Regions from separate parts of the Homo sapiens genome. Here all the other regions are linked to region 1. The links are chromatin loops, found by intact Hi-C in ENCODE. Cell type or tissue: right lobe of liver. All regions are shown on one strand.

Evidence for each region. Peaks named below come from ENCODE experiments on the same cell type or tissue, not always from the same donor. Only the 100,000 strongest peaks of a DNase experiment are listed, where the experiment ranks them.
Region 2: a loop joins it to region 1, with 2.7 times the contacts of the local background. A loop is called at or near these places in 4 of 110 quality-filtered maps.
Region 3: it touches region 1 in a loop (3-fold over the local background); 65 of 110 quality-filtered maps call a loop at or near these places.

What each region holds. Positions count from the first base shown.
Region 1 is chr21:33,893,582-33,896,081 of GRCh38, reverse strand. ITSN1 (intersectin 1) reads right to left here. Exons shown (of 40, transcript NM_003024.3): 40 at 1-2,500. Among named protein-coding and RNA genes, the nearest start is that of ATP5PO, 21 kb to the left of the region's middle. RefSeq lists enhancers at 27-612, 613-1,199. In right lobe of liver, a CTCF peak has its summit at 1,135; a DNase peak (open chromatin) is centred at 1,151; H3K4me3 peaks cover 789 bases; H3K27ac peaks cover 314 bases.
Region 2 is chr21:33,841,691-33,844,190 of GRCh38, reverse strand. All of the region lies in intron 29 of ITSN1 (intersectin 1), which reads right to left. Among named protein-coding and RNA genes, the nearest start is that of ATP5PO, 73 kb to the left of the region's middle. In right lobe of liver, no CTCF peak of the experiment used is centred here; a DNase peak (open chromatin) is centred at 1,530; H3K27ac peaks cover 1,314 bases.
Region 3 is chr21:33,654,024-33,656,523 of GRCh38, reverse strand. The region is part of intron 1 of ITSN1 (intersectin 1); the gene reads right to left. Among named protein-coding and RNA genes, the nearest start is that of ITSN1, 13 kb to the right of the region's middle. In right lobe of liver, no CTCF peak of the experiment used is centred here; no DNase peak of the experiment used is centred here; H3K27ac peaks cover 549 bases.

The DNA of each region.
Region 1 (2,500 bases):
GCCTGCCGGGAGACCTTTCAAAGTAAGAAGACCTAAGACAGAGCCCATCAGCTTCGGGAACCAGCAGAGAACAGTGTGGTCAGGGCCGGCCTCCTGGGTGTGCTGCCTGGCAGCCACAAGGGGCTATGCACTCAGAAGGGACCTGAGCTTGGCTTAATGCTCTCCTCTCACTGTCTAGAAATGCTTCATCACCTGAACAAGGGGCCTCGCATTTTCATTTTGCACTCTGTCCGCAAACCACGCGACTAGTCCTGACCAGGATGACAGGACTGTGGAGCAACGTATTTCCTGTTTCCCTCTCCAAGGCACAGAGCCATGCATCCCCCTAGGTGTGGGTAGGTACACACGCATGCGCACACATGCACGCACACGCACGCGCACACACATACACATATGCACGCACACACAAACATGCACATGCATACACGCACATACACACGCACACACACGCACACACACAAATACGCACACACGCACAAACACATGCACTCACAAACATGCACACACGCACACATACACGCACACACATGCGTGCACACACACGTAGACACACACACATGCACACACAAACACGCGCACGCACACACATGCATGCACGCAAACCCATGCACACACACGCACACGTGCACGCACAAACACATACATGCACACGCACGCACAAACACGCATGCACACACCACGCACTGAGCTGCTGCGTCCCACCAACAAAAATTCCCTTCCACCTAAAATTCCAGAAGTCAAAGTCTACAAGTAGAGACTGTAATCCAATCCCAATAGAGCACACCGTAACTCCTAGAACGCTTGCTGGGGAGCAGGGCCTCCTCCAGGTCACCTGCCCTGCAGTCCACCCAGCCGACAGACACTAAAGCTGATGCAGAAAGGGTGGGAAGCCTGAGGACCTCCGTGCAGCCCCAGCCTCAGCGGCAGGGAAGAGCAAGGTCTCACTGGAGACCCCTGGCGCGCTAGGCTTGAACCCTAGGCTCGCCGCGAGCTTCCTTCCCACCCAGCCTTCGGTCTCTGCCAGGCCCACATTCCTAGCTCTGAGTCCGTTTTCCTGTCTTCCCCTACACCCCACATCACCAATAACTCCTTCTGCGATCTACACAAGAGCAATGCCTAGCAGCTGCGGTAGGTGGAGCCGGCACCTTGAAATCTGCCAGTGAAAACAGCGAGTTTCCTCCTCCTACAGGGAGACCCTCCACCCCCGCCGGTGACAGTGCACAGAATGGCAGCGGCTGCTGCTCACCCAACGCTGCAAAGCCACTACACCCTTTCTTTGGTTCCTGTCTGCCTGAGGCCCCCATTCTGTTTAGATACAGGAACGGCAGGAAATAAGAGATTTGAGTTAAAAAAGAGAAATGCAAAAGCGAAGAGAAGCAGAGTCGCACAGGAATGTTATTCTTTCAAAAGATAAAAGTATAAAACCAGAACTTCTGGAAGAAGAAAATACGCATTCTTACCACTGCCTAAAAAGAAACCTTAGTTTCTGGTTAATCCTCAGGAAATATCAGAGAAATGCTGATTTTTTTTTTTTCAAGGCTGACCAAAAAGTCCACTTCTGAACACAGCTTTATCTGGTGGGCTTTGAATACTAAAATATTCATACTAGGCAGATGATAGTAACAATATAGGCTGGTATAGAAAATCGAACAGAATCCTATTAAAACACAACTCACAAAACACCCCTGACATCCAATAAGGGGAAACTGACCCTGAAATTTGACAAGCACACATAGTGTCAGAAAAATTATGATGTGGGTGTAATATGGCTCCCCCAGGGCCAGGGTAAAGAGGGTTCCTTTGAATGGAGGAACTGATTGAGGCTGCATGGAACTAAAGAAGTTATTGGGAGGTGGATATGAACTCTTTTATAAGCGTTGGGTCTTATTTTAATGACTTAAAGTTAGTTTGCCATCAAAAGCAATGGCAAAAACCGCAATCACTTTTGCACCAACCTAATCCAATTAGGCTTGCTTGAATGCCACCAAGGCAGGCCCGTCCAGCTGCCGCCCAGCTTCTAGGAGGGTGGCCTGGACCAGGATGGGGACTCCCTAAATGAACAGTGCATTAACTACTAAGATGTTTCTGAGAGATCACAACCCAGAGATGGACTGTCTAGTGTGTCTTGGTGTCTGGGTTTTAATGCTCCCAAGACAGACAGCTGTTAGATGTCTTCTGTCTTTCATGTGGACTAAGTTTCCATGCCTATCAGGAATAGATTTTTTTTTTTCTGGCTCCTACAGATATAAGGTTATGTATCTTACTTGATCCTGATGAAATGCAGACATATCCTGGATCTGATACAGTGCAGGCTGAGGAAACAGGAATTCTAGAACTTTCCTTTCCTCTAGCTCAAATAAACTGTGTTCCAAGTACAAAGAAGCAGGATCCAGAGGAAGCTGTGGGGCGCCATTAAGTTGACCAGCCAATTACTTCCTCCGTGTCAGGTCTAACCAGAAGAGGTCTGCATTAGCTCTTTTTTTGTTTGTTTTGAGAAGGA
Region 2 (2,500 bases), 52 kb after region 1:
AAAAAGCTGCTTGCTTCCACCGGTGGGCCTCCTGCTATCAGGAAGGGGGCCAGGGTTCGTGCACGGATTGGTAGGGCAAATCTTGCAATGAGATAGCTCAAAGTTTTTAGGGAAGCTGTCCAATCTTTTCTCTCTGAAATTCCTAATCTATAAAAGCATACTTTCTAAAAGGTCTTAAAAATGCACACAACCTACCTGCTGTTTTGGTTTAATGAAAGAAGGCACTTGATTGGATTCCATGATGCTCACTGACCAGGCACAAATGCCTTTTCTCTCCAATAAAAACAACAGCAACAAAGCTATTATTCTCTGCTTATTTTCTGCTAGATGTCATCATTATCTCTCCATATGTAAATGAGGAAACTGAAGCACAAAGAGGTTACATAACTTGCCCAAGATCACACCACTAGTAAGTAGCAGAGCTGGGATTTGAACCCGTGCTCTGAGCCACCATCCTGGATTGCTCCTTAGCCTCTATAAGGTCCCCAGATGCAGTTATGTGGATGCTCCGTCTGAATCACTATCTTCCTATAGGCAGGTGGTCTACAGGGAAATAGAATGTTCCAAAATGATGAGAGAAATGGAGTAAAATATTAGGCTGAACTTGCAGAGAAGCCGTGTTGTTATATACAGCACCATGTTTTTCTGGAGGCCAGGAATGAAAATTGGGAAGCTACAGCAGCACATGTTCTTACATTTGGCTCAGACTGAGGGTGTCTTAAGTAAGCCTGAGCGCCTGGCAAACTCGCCCAGTGGAGGAGAGAAGGACAAAGGGCTGGGGCGGGTCAGCATGAAGCTTGTGCGTTGAAAATGTGTTGGAATCCTTACCAATGGCTCCAAACTCCCATGGTAACCCCACCAGTGAGGAAATCACATGAGGCAAGAGGGGCCCCTTCCCGATCTTTCCAAAGATGCAGCCACCAGTTCTGTGGAGGCAGGAGCTCTGGGGCTATTATGGACACACATGTCCATAGATCTGTGCATCAAATGGTACGCCTAGAACGAGGACTTGTCGGAATTTGAAAAGCTGACTTGAGAACATCACTGTGTTTCCCGAGACCCTCAGTGCCCTCAGCTGTATAGGTGCAGGCCTTATGCTCAATGTTCTCTAAGATCTCGACTTCACTGAATAATCCGCAGAGAACATCCTGCGCTCCACCGCAGCCCAGGCCTTTCCTCACTTTCTGGGTGGGGCCTGGGAAGCAACGCAGTGGATCAGCGTGCATGAGTGTGTGGGGACAGGTATCAGAAGGGGACAGGACAGCATAGGAAATGGGAGGGGAAAGCAGGGGCGTCAGGGGTTTCATCCTCTCACTGAGGGAAACAGCGTCCTTGATGAAAACTGGCAGATCAAAAGTGTTCTCCCCTCTCCTGGGTCAGAGTTCAGAGAAACGGCATCAAGAGAAGGAACTGTTCAGCTTTTAAAGACATGATAGTCTGAGTCAAAATAAGGAACATCTCTTTTGAGGCTTGCAACATCACTCAGAAGCGACGTGCCAAGCAGATGTGGAAATAGCAGCTGTCAGCCTCTGCCAGAATCTTCTATACAGCGGTATTTATCTGCCTTCTGGCTGTACCCTGAACTCACCGTTTGACCTACTGTCACCAAGCTACAGATGTAGGCAGTTAAGTCACCTGAAAGTTGCTGCTCACTGCCTGTCACACACACACACACACACACACACACACACACACCGTTGACATCATAAAACAACAGCATGGTAGCTGGTAGCTTCTAAGAGGTGGTATGCCCAACATTAAGTTGCACGGACACTATATATATCTTATAGCTGATGCTCATTTTTTATAAATGAAACATTTTTGAGAATCAGGTCATACAACTTAAAAATGCCTGGGGAGCTTTTAATTTAAAGAATAGATTCTTCCTGAGAGGCTATGGAGCCCTCTGAAATGGAATAGCTAACTAGACGTCAGGAGACACTCTGGAAGCCTGGTTTTTCCTATGTGGGGTTTTCGTAAAGAAGTGCCCAAGAGTGGCCGGGCGCGGTGGCTCACGCCTGTAATCCCAGCACTTTGGGAGGCCGAGGCAGGCGGATCACAAGGTCAGGAGATCGAGACCATCCTGGCTAACACAGTGAAACCCCATCTCTAGTACAAAAAAATTAGCGAGGCATGGTGGCGGGCACCTGTAGTCCCAGCTACTGGGGAGGCTGAGGCAGAGCTTGCAGTGAGCCGAGATTGCACCACTGTACTCCAACCTGGGTGAACCGTCTCAAAAAAAAAAAAAAAAAAGTGCCCAAGAGAACTCTGGCTGAAGCGGAACATTCACATTAAGGCTACTGTGATCTTGGACTTCACTACGTCTCCCTATCCTACCAGACCCCGAATACCAGACATTTCAAAGAAGGAGCTATTTTTCCTTGCATTTTTGGGACCATTGGCATCCAATGTCATTTCCATAAAAATTCTCTTGGGTATTTTTGGAACTAAAGAGAATGAATAGGATTAATGAAGCAGGACTGCGATTTGCTGTGCCCGT
Region 3 (2,500 bases), 240 kb after region 1:
CACTTGAACAGAATTCAAACTCACCCCCTATACAGATGCACACAACACTGTACACTGTGAATGTCTGTAGTATTGGTTTTTGCATGAGGTCAACATTTTATATGTATGTGAAAGGAAATGACACCACTGAAATACTACAACATTTAAAAGTAACTTCAATTATTAATTATTAATTTGTATGACACTGATCATACACTGAGTAAAGGCCATCTGTTTTGCCTGCCTAGCGTTTTTTTCTCCTCTTGACAGATCCTACTTCTCTTTAATGCTTTCTGTTAATTCCACGAGTTTAGGTACTGGTCTCACCAACTGGGGGAAAAGGTAGACCCAAGGCCCAGGAGAGCCAATGAGAGTACACGTTTCCCTTGGTCATATGATGGGTTCAGACACACGATCATGCCAGGCCAATCAGAATCCTTGGACTTGACAGGTATGTGAGTCACTACATTTCAATGCTGTGCTTCTTCCACTTGGAAATGAAAAAGCTCATACAAATACAATTATGAATAAAGAAAACTGTGGCAATAAAGCAACCTTCCTTTTTCTTCCTTCTCTCTCCTACAATCCTCTTTTTTCTCTCCCTATCACTTTTTCCACCTCCCCACCCAACTGCATTTAGATAGTGGACTACTTAAACTTATCACTGAGTTTTTTTTAAGTTAAGGATTCCTGATACATGACATCACCACGACACAGAAAGCTAATCTAAGAACTAAGCCCAGCCCCAGGTAAACTATTCTGTGATTCAACTTCTTGGTATTTCGACAGTACACTTTAGAGTCTTGTTTCAAGGCCCTTCGCAGTGGCTCACGCCTGTAATTCCAGCACTTTGGGAGGTCAAAGCAGGCAGATCACTTTGGGTCAGGCGTTCAAGACCAGCCTAGCCAACATGGCGAAACCCCATCTCTACTAAAAATACCAAAAAAAAAAAAAAAAAAAATTAGCCAGGCATGGTGGTGCCTGTAATCCTACCCACTCTGGGGGCTGAGGTGGGGGGATTGTTTGAACCCAGGAGGTAGAGATTGCAGTGAGCCAAGATTGCACCGCTGCACACTCCAGCCTGGGTGACAGAGTAAGACTCTGCCTCAAACAAAAAAAAAATCTTGTTTCAGTGGCTACACACTTGAACAGAATTCAGACTCACCCCCTATACAGATGCACATAATACTGTACACTGTGAATGTCCCTAGTATTGGTTTTTGCAGGAGGTCAACATTTTATATGGATGTGAAAGGAAATGACACCACTGAAATTCTGCAACATTTAAAAGTAACTTCAAAATTTCTTCCTTCCTGTTTTCCCTCAGCTAGAGATCTACACCGGTTTAAAACAGGTCCGAGCCAGAGTCCGCATTTGTAAAATGGCCTTTCCAATCAAATTGTGATTGCCTGAATTAGATTAAATTTTGGTACTTCCATGTTTCTTGCTATCCTTAACTGTTGATGTTATTATATGGAGAAAATAATAACAAATTCACAACGTCCCTAGACATAGTGAAAAAAAAAAAGAGACAAGGTAGTATCATAAAAAGAATATTGTGGTAAGAATGAGAAGAATGTTTAGTTCACAGTAACAGAAACTCCAGCTACCTAAATCAAGGGGAAGGAGGTAACCTTAAGAACTCAAGAACGAGAATGCAGCTGGACCAAGAACAGACTGGAAGAGAGTGGCTTAATGCTGTCAGAGAGTCAGGTAGTGTTCTCTCTGCTTCTCTTTAGACAGTTACTTTATTCTCCCCATCCATAAATCATCTTTCTTAGTCCCCAGACAGCAGAACATAACTGCTTATAACTCCCAATCCTTTACTTAGGGTCCTTGAGCATATTAAGGCCAAATCCTTCTCTATTGAGCCTAGTTTCAAATTTCCAGGGAAGAAACGAACACTGATTGGGCCAGGTTGGTCAGGTGCCCAACCCGAGTTCAATGTATTATGTCTTTTGTGTAGAGAAGGAGGTAGGAAGAAATTGGATGTGTAGGTTGAAGGGCACTTAGGGGATCTGTGTTGGGTCAGATATACATTCCAAAGGTTCTCATCACACAGTCTCAGCTTTGTACCTTGTCTCATAATCAAAATACGGAACTAATAACTAACGTTGATTCTAGACTCTTGCTAAGAGTCTAGAGTATAACAGAACTTAAGATAATTAAAGTGAATTTAAAAAATCAAAGGCCAGGTGCAGCGGTTCATGCCCGTAAGCCCAGCACTTGGGGAGGCTGAGGCGAGAGGTCCACTTGAGTCCAGAAGTTCATGACCAGCCTAGGCAACACAGCGAGATCGTCTCTCCAAAAAAAAAAAAAAAAAAATTAGCCAGGTGTGGTGGTGCGTGGCTGTGGCTGTAGTCAAAGCTACTTGGGAGGCTGAGGTGGGAGGATTCCTTGAACCTGGAAGGTTGGGGATACAGTGAATCATGGTCATGCCACTGCACTCAGCCTGGGTGACAGAGTGAGACAAAAGAGAGAAAGAAGAGACAAAGAGAGAAAGAAAGAGAAAGAGGAAGGA